Regions from separate parts of the Homo sapiens genome. Here regions 1 and 3 are each linked to region 2. Evidence: chromatin contacts called from ENCODE Hi-C or POLR2A ChIA-PET data. All regions are on one chromosome and are shown on one strand. Each heading gives the region's core, a stretch centred on a gene start or an enhancer-like site at or near the end of the contact. The rest is flanking DNA. Distances are from core to core; before and after follow the strand shown. Region 1 holds the start of ATOSB (atos homolog B). Region 2 holds the start of SIGMAR1 (sigma non-opioid intracellular receptor 1). Region 3 holds the start of DCAF12 (DDB1 and CUL4 associated factor 12).

Evidence for each region. Hi-C counts contacts between places; a loop is a spot of excess contacts on that map. ChIA-PET counts read pairs that join two places held with the same protein, here RNA polymerase II (POLR2A). Pooled maps may share reads with other maps.
Region 1: a map with no recorded cell type shows a loop between it and region 2 (19-fold over the local background). The contact joins the promoter of ATOSB here to the promoter of SIGMAR1 in region 2. A Hi-C loop is called at or near these places in 4 of 37 single-sample maps with no recorded cell type and 9 of 50 pooled maps. POLR2A ChIA-PET finds 5 or more read pairs at or near these places in 3 of 52 experiments (Panc1, WTC11 and activated naive CD4-positive, alpha-beta T cell).
Region 3: a pooled map shows a loop between it and region 2 (7-fold over the local background). The contact joins the promoter of DCAF12 here to the promoter of SIGMAR1 in region 2. A Hi-C loop is called at or near these places in 10 of 50 pooled maps. POLR2A ChIA-PET finds 5 or more read pairs at or near these places in 3 of 52 experiments (H1, Panc1 and activated naive CD8-positive, alpha-beta T cell).

Annotation. Positions count from the first base shown.
Region 1 is chr9:35,113,236-35,117,337 of GRCh38, reverse strand. ATOSB (atos homolog B) reads left to right here and starts at 1,476. Exons shown (of 9, transcript NM_025182.4): 1 at 1,476-1,533. RefSeq lists a silencer at 1,272-1,331 and an enhancer at 2,665-3,494.
Region 2 is chr9:34,636,434-34,640,979 of GRCh38, reverse strand. It overlaps SIGMAR1 (sigma non-opioid intracellular receptor 1), which reads left to right and starts at 3,193. Exons shown (of 4, transcript NM_005866.4): 1 at 3,193-3,433; 2 at 3,560-3,760; 3 at 3,891-3,983. The coding sequence starts at 3,283. RefSeq lists a silencer at 2,954-3,443.
Region 3 is chr9:34,125,080-34,129,306 of GRCh38, reverse strand. It overlaps DCAF12 (DDB1 and CUL4 associated factor 12), which reads left to right and starts at 2,609. Exons shown (of 9, transcript NM_015397.4): 1 at 2,609-2,953; 2 at 4,030-4,227. The coding sequence starts at 2,876. RefSeq lists a silencer at 2,875-2,924 and an enhancer at 2,359-3,060.

The sequences.
Region 1 (4,102 bases), core at 227-2,726, 480 kb before region 2:
GCCTGGCCAACATGGTGAAACCTGTCTCTACCAAAAATACGAAAATTAGCCCGGCCTGGTGGCGCGCGCTTGTAATCCCAGCTACTCTGAAGGCTGAGGCAGGAGAATTGCTTGAACCCAGTAGGCGGAGGTTGCAGTGAGCCGAGATCGCACCACTGCACTCCAGTTTGGGCGAAAGAGCGAGACGCCGTCTCAAAAAAAAATAAAAAAGAATGTGACTTTTGTAGAACTTGATCAAATCCAGACCCAAACGGTCCGCTCCTCGGAGAGGCCACAGATCGGCGCTGAGCTGGGCTGTCTCAGTTCTGCAAGTGTCCTGTGCTGCCATCTACCGGTGTCTGGGAAGCGTCGCCCTCCCTTATTGTATCTCCTGGGGAGAGGTTGGAGAGGGCGCCGCTTAAACTGCAGAACATATGTAACTGTCATGCAGTTCATTAGACACCTGTACAAGGGAAAGGCCTCACTTTTCTCCAGCAATTGCAGGCCCTCCTAACTCCATATCAACACTCATCTCGTAAAATTCACAGATCTCGCTGACCTGCCTCAGTAGGTACTGATCTGACTCCTACTGTCCATCCCATCCCAGAACCCACACCCGCCTGCACAGCGTAGGCTTCAGAAACTGCTCAACCTCGCAGACCTGAACCCCACCGCCCAGATTCCCTCATTTTCACAGACCCCTGAGATTCCTTGCACTACCTTGCAATCCCTACGGACCTCCCCTATTAGTGCAAATGCACGCGCCCACCCAGACATCCCTACAAAGAGGTTAGAGTTCCGGCGGCAGCTCACACCGGTGCGAAAGCAGCGAGATAGCCCCAACCCGGCTCAGAGCCCTCAGGCTGGTGGCTTTGGCCCTGGCTCCATCTCCCCACCTCTGCCCTGATCCGCTCCGCTCAGGCTAGCAGCCTGCCGGCCGAGGCCCCGCCCCTCTAGACTTGTCATCACAGAAGCCGCACGTGGCCGGGGTGGGACCTCAGGCGACCTGCGACCATCACTTTGTCTCCTCCTTCCTCCTTTGGGGCCGCCACCGCCAATCAGAGCCAGCGGATCCTGGTTGGAGTGCGACCGCCCGGGTGAGGCGTGAGGGAGAAGGGGCGGAAGGAGGAGGGGCTCTGAGATGGGAGGGGGATCGTGGTGGAAGGGTCTTGGCGCGACTTCTGCCAGGCTGGAATCCGAGGGGGCGGGTCCTGGTGAAAGGCGGAGAGACCGAGAGGAGGCGGGGATCGGGGGTGGGGCCTGGGAAAAGCTGAGGATCCTGGGGAAATGCAAAGAAAACGCGAAGGAGGTGCGAGGTCAGAAGGGGGCGGGGCCCGGGCTACAGGGGAGGAGCTCGAGAAATTAAACGAGGAAAGGGACAAGTCCACAGAAGGTGGAAGGTGGGACAAGGGAGAGGGTGGGCCCGGGCGTTGCGGGGGCGGGGCTCAGACTGAAGGGGCGAGGTTTGCAGGCGGAGGCTACAGCTAGGGCTGCTCAGTAACTGCCCCAACCACTACCACGTCCCCAAGTGCAACGGGACCCACGGAACTACAGGTGTGGGGCAGGGTGAGCGTGGAAGAAGGGACGCGGATGGGGGTGCGCTTTGCAGACGATCTGGAGACTGCTGTGTGTTGAGGGAAGATACGAAGTCGCGGGAGCAGTTGGGGACTCAATGTGTGGGCAACAAGGTGCATTCTCCAGAGGCCTCTATGGGGGAAGGGCGGGAGCGCTTTGTTGTGGGGGGGTTGCGAGGTACATTGTGAGGGGGCTGTCTCTGTCTGATGTGGGGGGTTGGAGGAGGTACATGAGGGGCAGGGGACATGGAGGTGCTTTGAAGGAAGGGGGGCTGTTTAATGGAGAAGGAGTGTAGCGGTGTCGGAGGGTCTGCGGGCACTATCTAGGGGAAGGGGTTGTAGGCCCAACTTGAGGCAGGAGAACAGAACCCCCAGTACTTTGACAAAGTAACAGTTTAGGGCATTGTAGTAACTACAGGAAGACACTTGTGTTCTGGGTTCTAAGAGCAAGGGTGTTGGGGTTAGTGGGGTGAAGAGGCCAATCTATTGCACTCCTGTCTGCTCAGCTTTTAACTCCGCCTTCTGGCCTGGGCACTCAGAGAGGAGTCAGACCCTGCTTGTCACTAGGGCTTGTGTGAATGTCTCCTCAGTCTATTTTGGATCTGTCCAGCTGAGACTGGGGTTTCTTCCCTAAGCTGAGGTCCCGGGGGACCCTTCCCCCGCTGGGTTCCTGTCAACCCCCCATCCTAGTTCCTGTTCCTCCCAGAGCCGGCCTTGGTCTCTGTCTCCCCCCTCCCCCGCCCTGCCCTTATGCTCTGGGTGTGCTCATTTCCCACTTCCTTCCTTGCCCCAGGGCCTGGCCTGGCCCTTGCCCATCTAGGAGCTGTGCCCTGCCCGGTACTTTGTTATCAATGACCAGAGACCCTGGTAACCAGCGGCAGGGCTCAGACCCCACCCCCACCACTACCACCCAGGTCTCTCGCATAGATCCCCAAGTGACTGGTAGCCACATTTAACCACTTGCCACAAACAGATTTTCCCCACCCTTATCCTTCTGGGTAGGGAACGCTAGGGCTTCTGTGGGAGGGGGGAAGTGGTGAGGAGTATTGAGGGTCTTCTGTCTGTTTTGAGAGGTGGGCCACGACTGTAAGCTGAACCCAGTAAGGGTTGTGAGGTTCCAGCCACAGCTAGGGGAGGAAGAGGGAGTGGCTCCCCACACTCCAGGCTTGGAAGCACTATCAGAACAGGCTAGGACCTAGTTCTCTTGAGGGCTCCTCTGCTTCCCTGAGGGGATTTGATGGAGTGCTAGAGTTCTTTTTGCCCCTGGGCTGGCTGGGAGAGGGTGGGAAAGGCTTGAGTTCCACACAGTGGCTAAATGAGTGTGACAGTGTTGCTAAAAGGGGCCCCAAGCCAGCCTCCTCACACAACCACCCAGGAGCTGAGAGACTGGCTGGGGAGGGGGGTGGGTCTGCTGAGGACAGACAAAGCCCTGGGGTAGGGTGGGGTAAAAAAGGGCAGGCTGAAGCCTTTTGAGGAGGAGCTGATTGCTATGGCAACACTGCTTCCCAGACAGTCTCTCAGAGAGGGCGGGCCTAGGGCAGACTCTCCAGCTTCCTCAGGACTGGGGCGGTTTGTGTGAGTGGGTGGGGCATGAAGAGAAAGGGCATCAGTTTGCTGTGCTGAGACTGGAGGATATAGCCTTTCTGCTTTGGTACAGGCAGCAGAGCATTCGAATGCCTGGAGCTATCCTCTGATATGGAGATGAGTGAACAACAGTCATTAGAATTGTAGAGCTGCAGAGGCCCTCAGCAGTCATTGTTTATACAAACACCTCATTTTACAGGTTTGGAAATTTATGGCTAAAGAGACTGTGATTCCCCAGATGTCACAGTGAAAGGGCAGAAGATAGGATCCAGATCGCCGGATTGCTGTTCACTCAGCCCAGGGCCTGTTGTTTTCTTCAGTCAATGTTTATTGAACATTGCCAGGGACTAATGTTGGCTCTGGGAATATGAGCATGAACGAAACAAAGTTGCTGCTCTCATGGAGCTTCCATTCTATTAAGGGGAGAAAGAAATTGTGGAGGGGGAGGGAGAAGTCAAGTAGTGATAACCGCTATATAAAAAAAAATAAAGCAGGATAAATTTAGGGCAGGAAGGTAAGGCCTCTTTATTTATTTATTTATTTATTTATTTATTTATTTATTTATTTATTTTTGAGACGGAGTCTCACTCACTCTGTCACCCAGGCTGGAGTGCAGTGGTGCGATCTTGGCTCACTACAACCTCCGCCTCCTGGGTTCAAGTGATTCTCCTGCCTCAGCCTCCTGAGTAGCTGGGATTACAGGTGCGCGCCACCACACTCAGCTAATTTTTGTATTTTTAGTAGAGACGGGGTTTCACCATGTTAGTCAGGCTGGTCTCGAACTCCTGAGCTTGTGATCCGCCCACTTTGGCCTCCCAAAGTGCTGGGATTACAGGCGTGAGCCACCGTACCTGGTGGTAAGTCCTCTTGGTTGTACCCTGCTGCTTTCCCAGGGTACACTGAGGCCTGGAACATCTTTGATCCTTCACCCTGAACTATTGTCCTCTGACCTTTGTAGGTAACCA
Region 2 (4,546 bases), core at 1,944-4,443:
AAAAAAATAAAATTAAATTAAGTTAAAATAAAGTGGCCAGGTGCAGTGGCTCACACATGTAATCCCACACTTTGGGAGGCCGAGGAGTGTGGATCACCTGAGGTCAGGAGTTAGAGACCAGCCTGGCCAACATGGCAAAAACCTGTCTCCACTAAAACTACAAAAATTAGCCAGGCATGGTGGTGCACACCTGTGGTCCCAGCTACTCGGGAGGCTGAGGGAGGAGGATAGCTTGAACCTGGGAGGCGGGAGTTGCAGTGAGCCAAGATTGCACTACTGCATTCCAGCCTAGGCAACAGAGTAAGAATCCATCTCCAAGAAAATAAAAAATAAAAATAAAAACCACATATAAAAATAAAAAATGCTTGTATCAACATTCCCCAAGGCAACTTGGAAAAGTGTCCCGAGCAGTCGTTCTCTACCTTGGCCCAAATAAACTCTCTATATTAATTTTGCCTCAGCTTTTTTTTTTCCTCACTGTTGTTTTTGTTTGTGTGTTTTTCTTTTTTGAGACAGAGTCTCACTCTGTCGCCCAGGCTGGAGTGCAATGGTGCAGTCTCCACTCACTGCAACCTCCACCTCCCGGGTTCAAACGATTCTCCTGCCTCAGCCCCCCAAGTAGCTGGGCCAAGTGGGTGGCACGCGCCACCGCGCCCGGCTAATTTTTGTATTTTTTAGTAGAGATGGGGTTTCACCATGTTGGTCAGGCTGGTCTCGAACTCCTGACCACGTGATCCACCTGCCTCGGCCTCCCAAAGCGCTGGGATTACAGGCGTGAGCCACCCCGCCCAGCCTGTTTTGTTTTTTTTGAGACGGAGTTTTGCTGTTTCACACTGAGGCTGCAGTGCAATGGCGTGATCTCGGCTCACCGCAACCTCTGCCTCCTGGGTTCAAGTGATTCTCCTGCCTCAGCCTCCTGAGTAGCTGGGATTACAAGCATGCGCCACCACGCCCAGCTAATTTTGTATTTTTAGTAGAGACAGGGTTTCTCCATGTTGGTTAGGCTGGTCTCAAATTCCCAACCTCAGGTGATCCACCCGCCTCGGCCTCCCAAAGTGCTGGGATTGCAGGTGTGAGCCACAGTGCCCGGCCCCTTTTTCTTTTCTTTTTTTTTTAGAGACAGGGTCTCCCTCTGTTGTCCAGGCTGGAGTGCAGTGGCACGATCTTGGCTCATTGCAACATCCACCTTCTGGGTTCAAGCGATTCTTCTGCTTCAGCCTCCCGAGTAGCTGGGACTACAGGCACCTGCCACCACGCCCGGCTAATTTTTTGTATTTTAGTAGAGACGAGGTTTCACCATGTTGCCCAGGGTGGTCTCGAACTTCTGAGCTCAGGAAATCTGCCTGCCCACCTTGGCCTCCCAAAGTGCTGGGACTACAGGTGTGTGCCACTGTGCCTGGCCCTTTTTTTTTTTTTTTTTTTTTTTTTTTTTGAGGCAGAGTCTCCCTCTGTTGGCTCAACTGCAACCTCCACTTCCCAGGCTCAAGCGATCCTCCCACTTCGGCCTCCTGAGTAGCTGGGACTACAGGTGTGCGCCCCCACTCCTGACTAATTTTTGTACTTTTTGCAGAGATGGGGTTTCACCATGTTGCCAAGGCTGGTCTCGAATACCTGGACTCAAGTGTTCCGTCTGCCTCAGCCTCCCAAAGTGTTGGGATTACAGTTATGAGCCACCTCGCCCGGCCTCAGTTTCTTTCTTTAAGGTCAAAAATGTATGAGGCTACTTTTTTCCAGTTCCTTTATGTTTTATATATATAACCATCACATAAAATTCTCACCATGTGAGGCACTAACTGCTTTATAAATATTAACCCATCTAATCTCATCACAATGAAGATATGTACTATGAGGTAGGTACTTATCTCCATTCCATTTTACAGGTAAGAAAACTAAGTTACAGAGATTTTAAGTAAACTGCCCAAGATCAGACAACTAGTAGGTAGCAGGAGCCAGGCCTTGAACTCAGGCAGTCCAGCTCCAGAGTTTATTTCTTAATCACTGCACAATGCTACCTCTTTTCTCTTTTGTTTCTTTTCCTTTTTGCTTTCTTCTTCCTCTGCCTACCCTTTGCTGTTGGTGCTCTCCAGGGCTCTGTCTTTAGCCTTATCTTACTCTATTCTCTCTCCCTGTGAGATTTCATCCATTCTTAGAGGTTTTCTGTAGACTCTCCAGTGAGATCTCTAAGCTGGGGAGTAGGACCATTGTTTCTAGCCATATCCCTAATGGCCACCACAGAACTTGGCACATACAAGTGCCAACAAAGTATCTGAATGAATGACAACTCCCAGCTCTATCTCCAGACTGGAGCTGAGCTTCGAGACCTGGACACTCAACTGCCCACTAGACATGCAAAGGATGTTAGCCAAATAAGGGGAAAGTGGGGATAGGATAAAGGGGGAAAGAGTATTCCAGGAAGAAGAGATCAAGCCCTGCCAACTCCATTTCCAGAGTTGTTAAGCTCATTTCTTTCTTCCATCTCCACTGACACAGACCTTCCCTCTTACCTGGCCCACAGTCATGGTCTCCCTGACTCATCTTGCTCCCCTCCACTCGACAGTCCTGTGCCACTCGGTGGCAAAATCTAATCCCCTTCCTCCCTTGCTGATAACCCTCAGCTGGTTTACAAGGCCTCCTCTCACATTTTGTGCCGCAGAACAGAGAAGGAATTGTAGGCCCCTGAAGACCCCAAGCTGTCTCTCCTCGGAGGCCTTTGCTCTAGGGGCTGGTCCCTGTGGGCTGGCATGCCCCTTCTGCGAGCTCTTAAAGACACTGCTCAGGTGTCACCGCCTCTGGAATGCCCACCCTGGGGCTCCCAGCTTGAACTGCCTCCTCTCCGCTTCAGTCCTGGTAAAGGCGGGCCTTAACAATCGTTGAGTCCCAGAAGGCTTCACTTCCGGGCTCGTCTGCTTCACCAGCCAGTGAGCTCGGGCGAGCCCGTCCATTCTGGGTCTCACTATCCCCACACCTATCCGTATGTAGAGTGGCGCTAGCTAGGTCAGACCTCGCCTGAAGACCCTGACATCTGCCGCTGGGCGACTTGGCCCCGCCCCCTTGCCTCCCTTGCGCGGCACCGCCCCACTCCTCCGTGCTCCCCCCGAGGAAATGGTTCAACCGAAGGGCGGTGCCAAGGTGCCCGGGCCGCTCCGATTGGTCAGGGCGAGCCGTACCACGGCGGTGGCGGGGGAGCGCTTCGTGGGCAGCCGGCGGGCTCCGAGGCCGTGAGCGCAAAGCCTCAGGCCCCGGCTCCCTCCTGAGCTGCGCCGTGCCAGGCCGCCCGCCGGGATGCAGTGGGCCGTGGGCCGGCGGTGGGCGTGGGCCGCGCTGCTCCTGGCTGTCGCAGCGGTGCTGACCCAGGTCGTCTGGCTCTGGCTGGGTACGCAGAGCTTCGTCTTCCAGCGCGAAGAGATAGCGCAGTTGGCGCGGCAGTACGCTGGTGAGCGGGCAGAGGGCAGGGAGGGGAGCGGCCGGCCTGGGAGCGGAGCCTAGGGTTCCGAAGGCGCCATCCCCGGACCTAGGACCGGTGCCAGCCCTGACTCCGCCGCCCCTCTGCCTCCGCCAGGGCTGGACCACGAGCTGGCCTTCTCTCGTCTGATCGTGGAGCTGCGGCGGCTGCACCCAGGCCACGTGCTGCCCGACGAGGAGCTGCAGTGGGTGTTCGTGAATGCGGGTGGCTGGATGGGCGCCATGTGCCTTCTGCACGCCTCGCTGTCCGAGTATGTGCTGCTCTTCGGCACCGCCTTGGGCTCCCGCGGCCACTCGGGTCAGTGCTAGCGGCGGGCCAGACTGGGAGGCTGGGGTTGTAAAGGGGCCCATGCCCTCCTTTCTGATGTTTGGCTGGGCCATGCAATGGCGCGAATACCCTGATAGTGTCATGTGCGATTGTCACTCAGGGCGCTACTGGGCTGAGATCTCGGATACCATCATCTCTGGCACCTTCCACCAGTGGAGAGAGGGCACCACCAAAAGTGAGGTCTTCTACCCAGGTGGGTAAGAAGGCTCTGTCAGAGAAGTGGGTCCCTTCACGCGGGGGGTGCCCACAATTGCGGGGAGCATGGCATGGAAAAGGAGTGTGTTGGGGGGGCCCTCCTCATGGTTCCCTTCCTCCACCCTCCCATAAGCCACAGGTGATTGGTTGGGGCAGAGCTGAGGGACTCTTGCTTTCCTCTGTCAAGGGGAAACAAAACATAACAACTTCCTATTAAACATGTCTGATTTTTATCTGCCCAGGCACAATTTTGCCCAGACAGTATTCCAACAACTGTTGGGGAGACAATGGGTAATCAGAAATGCTCTCAATACCCCAAAAGACAAGACAGACAGTTATCTTTTTATTTGTTTGTTTTTTGAGATGGAGTCTTGCTCAGTCGCCCAGGCTGGCGTGCAGTGGCGCGATCTCGGCTCACTGCAAGCTCCGCTTCCCGGGTTCACGCCATTCTCCTGCCTCAGCCTCCCGAGTAGCTGGGACTACAGGCGCCCGCCACCACGCCCGGCTAATTTTTTTTGTATTTTTAGTAGAGACGGGGTTTCACCATACCAGCCAGGATGG
Region 3 (4,227 bases), core at 1,360-3,859, 510 kb after region 2:
GTAAGTGAAGGCAATAAGTAAAACTATTTCTGAGAGTCACAGTAGGTTGTTTTAACAGCTATTAGATAAAACTGCTTTCAGATTATAGCACGCAGTTTCAGCAGTGAGGCTCACTAAGAATGCCATTCTTGGAGTAGTTACATGCCCTGAGTACTTTTTCCCCCAGCCACTCTACTACTTTATTATTGTTATCATTATTATTTTATTATTTTATTTTTTACACAGGGTCTTGCTCTGTCACCCTGGCTGGAGTCCAGTGGCATGATCTCAGCTCACTGCAACCCAGCTACTCAGGAGGCTGGTCTCGAACTCCTGACCTCAGGTGATTGGCCCAACTCGGCCTCCCAGTGTGCTGGGATTACAGGCGTGAGCCACCGCACCTGGCCTGCAGTCTTTTAAAGGCAATTGTCAATTAAATTTCCAAAATGGACTTTCATTCTGTTATTTGAATAGAAATGGTGAGCTCTTGGCCAGCCGTGGTGGCTCATGCCTGTAATCCTAGCACTTTGGGAGGCCGAAGTGGGCGGATCACCTGAGGTCAGGATTTTGAGACCAGCCTGGCCAACATGGCGAAACCCCATCTCTACTGAAAATACAAAAATTAGTGGGCAACCATCCTGGCTAACATGGTGAAACCCCGTCTCTACTAAAAATACAAAAATTAGTGGGCAACCATCCTGGCTAACATGGTGAAACCCCGTCTCTACTAAAAATACAAAAAATTAGCCAGGCGTGGTGGCGGGCGCCTGTAGTCTCAGCTATTCGGGAAGCTGAGCCAGGAGAATGGCGTGAACCCAGGAGGCGGAGCCTGCAGTGAGCCGAGATCGCACCACTGCACTCCATCCTGGGCGACAGAGCGAGACTCCGTCTCAAAAAAGAAAAAAAAAAATTAGCTGGGCAACGTGGCGAGCACCTGTAATCTGAGCTACTCAGGAGGCTGAGGTAGGAGAATCACTTGAACCCAGGAGGCAGAGGTTGCAGTGAGCCGAGATCGTGCCACTGCACTCCAGCCTAGGCTACAGAGTGAGACTCCATCTCAAAAAAAAAAAAAGAAAAGAAATCGCGAGCTCTGCTATAAGGTACATTTGGGGATGGTTCCTAGGTTGTGAAGATGAAGTAAAGGAACTTTGAGAAAGAGACTGCAGCAGTGCCCAGTGTGCCCCTCTTGGCACTGACAGCCCAATCTGAGCCTAGAGATTCTCAAAGGATTCCAGACTCTTGCCCAGGGGCTCTTGGGTCATCCAGAGCATTGCGGGGCAAGACAGAATTAGAACAGACTCAAAAAAGAAAGCTGACCCACTCCTGACCCACTCACTATGTGCATATCTCTAAAGGGACAGGCCTGACCAAATAAGATGGAGCTGCCTTTCGCAAGACATTAGGGGTTAGTGGTAGTGCCGACTTGGGATGGCAGGAGACCCTGCTTCAATCTGGTCTTTGATTCGGCTTGGAAAACAAATCCAAATCTCCTTGTTGACAGAACTTGAGATGGTCCAACAGAGCTCCTTGGAGGTATGAGGCCTGAGGCCTGAAGCCTGAAGTGACCAGCAGGTAACTGGGCACCACAGCCTGAGGCCAATCAGCCCCAAGCAAGAGCATCCTGCTTCCTCAGAGGGTTTGTTTGCTTGAGGAAAGCGAAGGCTGGCAGTCATATTCCTTCAGGATCTTCCAAAAATGTTGGCAAGGGTGATCCTGATGAAGCCCCCTTGTTTGGAGGCCAATGCCAGCTCTAACTGGACTGGCAAGCCAAAAATGACCACTCTCTTTCCTGTAGTTCAGAATTCCCGACCTGCCCTAATGGAGACGCAACCTGAATCCAAGAGTGAGGCAGGCAGCTACAGATAAGTTTACAGCGTGATGACTACTTCATAAAGCACAAAAGACCATGTGGTTTAGATGGCAGGTCATGGAAATCTAAAGGGAATGGTGAAGTTGCACCGTAAGGGGAAGGTGACTGAGGAGCTGAAACTGACTGAGGGGCTGAAGCATTTCGGACAGGAGAAAGGATCAGGAGGAGACAGAGCGGAGAATGGAGCCTCAGGGCTACCCAGCGGTGGGAAGAGGGTAGCCAGAGACTCGTAGGGCGGCCTGGGTTGGTTGTGCTGGGCAGGTTCTCAGTGGTGGGAAAGTCTGGCCACACTGCCCTGACTTCCTGACTGGACTTCACCTCGAGGGTGGGAGCGGTTCCTGCCCCCCACCCCCCCACCCCCCTGTCCAGCCCTTGGAGCCAGGGCACGGTTTGTGACAGATTCAGGGAAACGTTTGGTGCCAGATGGGAGGTAACCGGGTTAAGGCCTGCACTAGGGAGGATTCCTTCCCCCAGCAGCACTGGTGGTCCTCACTTCCGGGTGCCTGCGGATAGGCGGGCTGGGGTCGGAGGTCGGCGGCCAGAAGCCAGATTCCCTTGGCCCCAGCTCGTCCACTTCCATCCAGCAGTAGCCAAACAACCGTTGAAAATGGCCTGGCGGCGGCCGGGAAACACCAGAGAACTATCTTCCAACCCCTAGATCCCGCCCATCTCGTTCCGGCGGTGTTTCCGTGGCGACGCTATCCGAAGTGCGGCTGCGCAAGGGTGACGGCGCGCGAGCAAGGGGGAGGGGGTGTTTTGGTTCTAGCCGCTCGCCGTCCTTGCAGGCTCTGCCGTCGGAAAGCCGCTCATTCTCGCTTCCCCTTCCCTTTCCCGGCTCAAGTCCTTCCTCTCTCTTTCCTTTCTTTCCGCCTATCTTTTTTCTGCTGCCGCTCCGGGTCCGGGCCATTTTCCGGGCCGGGCGCACTAAGGTGCGCGGCCCCGGGGCCCAGTATATGACCCGCCGTCCTGCTATCCTTCGCTTCCCCCGCCCCATGTGGCTGCGGGGCCGCGGCGGCGCTGCCCACTATGGCCCGGAAAGTAGTTAGCAGGAAGCGGAAAGCGCCCGCCTCGCCGGGAGCTGGGAGCGACGCTCAGGGCCCGCAGGTGAGGGTTGAGAGGCCGGCACCTGGGTGGTGAGGCTGAGGAACCAAGATGGGCTTAGGGTCCGCAGATCCTGCGACGGGAATCGGGGTCCAGGGTCTGCAGTCAGAGGCAAAACAGGAATGGGTTCAGGGCCTATAGGGTCAGGACTGGACCCTCGTTAACTGGAGGGCAGATAGGCCAGGGCGGTGAGGAGCCAAAGGGGAACTCAGGAATGGGACATAATCCGCGGGAGGCCTGCATTCGTGGATAGGGCTTGAAAAGAAACCAGAATCTTGGCTTTGGAGGAAGGGGAAACCGAAGTTAAGGGAATCGGAAACAAACTCTGGTAGAGTGAACTCTACCTTCCATGGGCCCTAGGAAGCTGGGATGATTGCGTCCCTCCTGGAAGAAGGAAGTAGTCTCCCTATATGTATACCCAACCCTGAGCTGGGCCTTTCGGCGTTTGGACCCCAAAAGAAACAACAGTTCCCAGGTATCATCTCTATGCCGCCCCCTTTGGAGGGGAAGGCCTTCTTGGACATAGATATGGCCTCTGATTTCCCGGGGGCCTACTACCCCGTTGGCGGTTGATTTTTCGAATTCTGCAACTGCCTGGAGCGCGGGCATGATGACAGAGGAACGGTCATTGATGATGCATCCCTGGAAGACCTGGGAGCCAGGTCTGGCTCCTTGGACTGTATCTTCCGTGCTCCAGTGGGAGTACAGACTGAGAGGGAGAAGGGGGCTGGGTAGAGATGCAGCCCATGTCGGTATGGGAATCACTCTACCTCTCATTTCCTTCAATCTTTCACTCCTAAAATGTCTAGTAAACCTTTTAGTCTGTTCTATTCTGCATTCATTCCCTTGACTTTCAGCCCTTGTAATTCACATTGGTAAGTTTGACTGTGAGCAACATCTTTTTAATGTTGGAAGAGTTAAACGACTTTCTGGATTGAGATTCTTGTTCTCTTGTGTTTGTATTTGTGTTGTTTGTAAATTCTGCAGTATGAGTTATGAGTTGGTGATTTCTGTAATACAGTAGGATCTGTTCTGAAGAAGAGTAGCCAAAGCCCTGATTTCTAATGTTGTTTCCACAGTTTGGCTGGGATCACTCGCTTCACAAAAGGAAAAGACTTCCTCCTGTGAAGAGATCCTTAGTATACTACTTGAAGAACCGGGAAGTCAGGCTACAGAATGAAACCAGCTACTCTCGAGTGTTGCATGGTTATGCAGCACAGCAACTTCCCAGTCTCCTGAAGGAGAGAGAGTTTCACCTTGGGACCCTTAATAAAGTG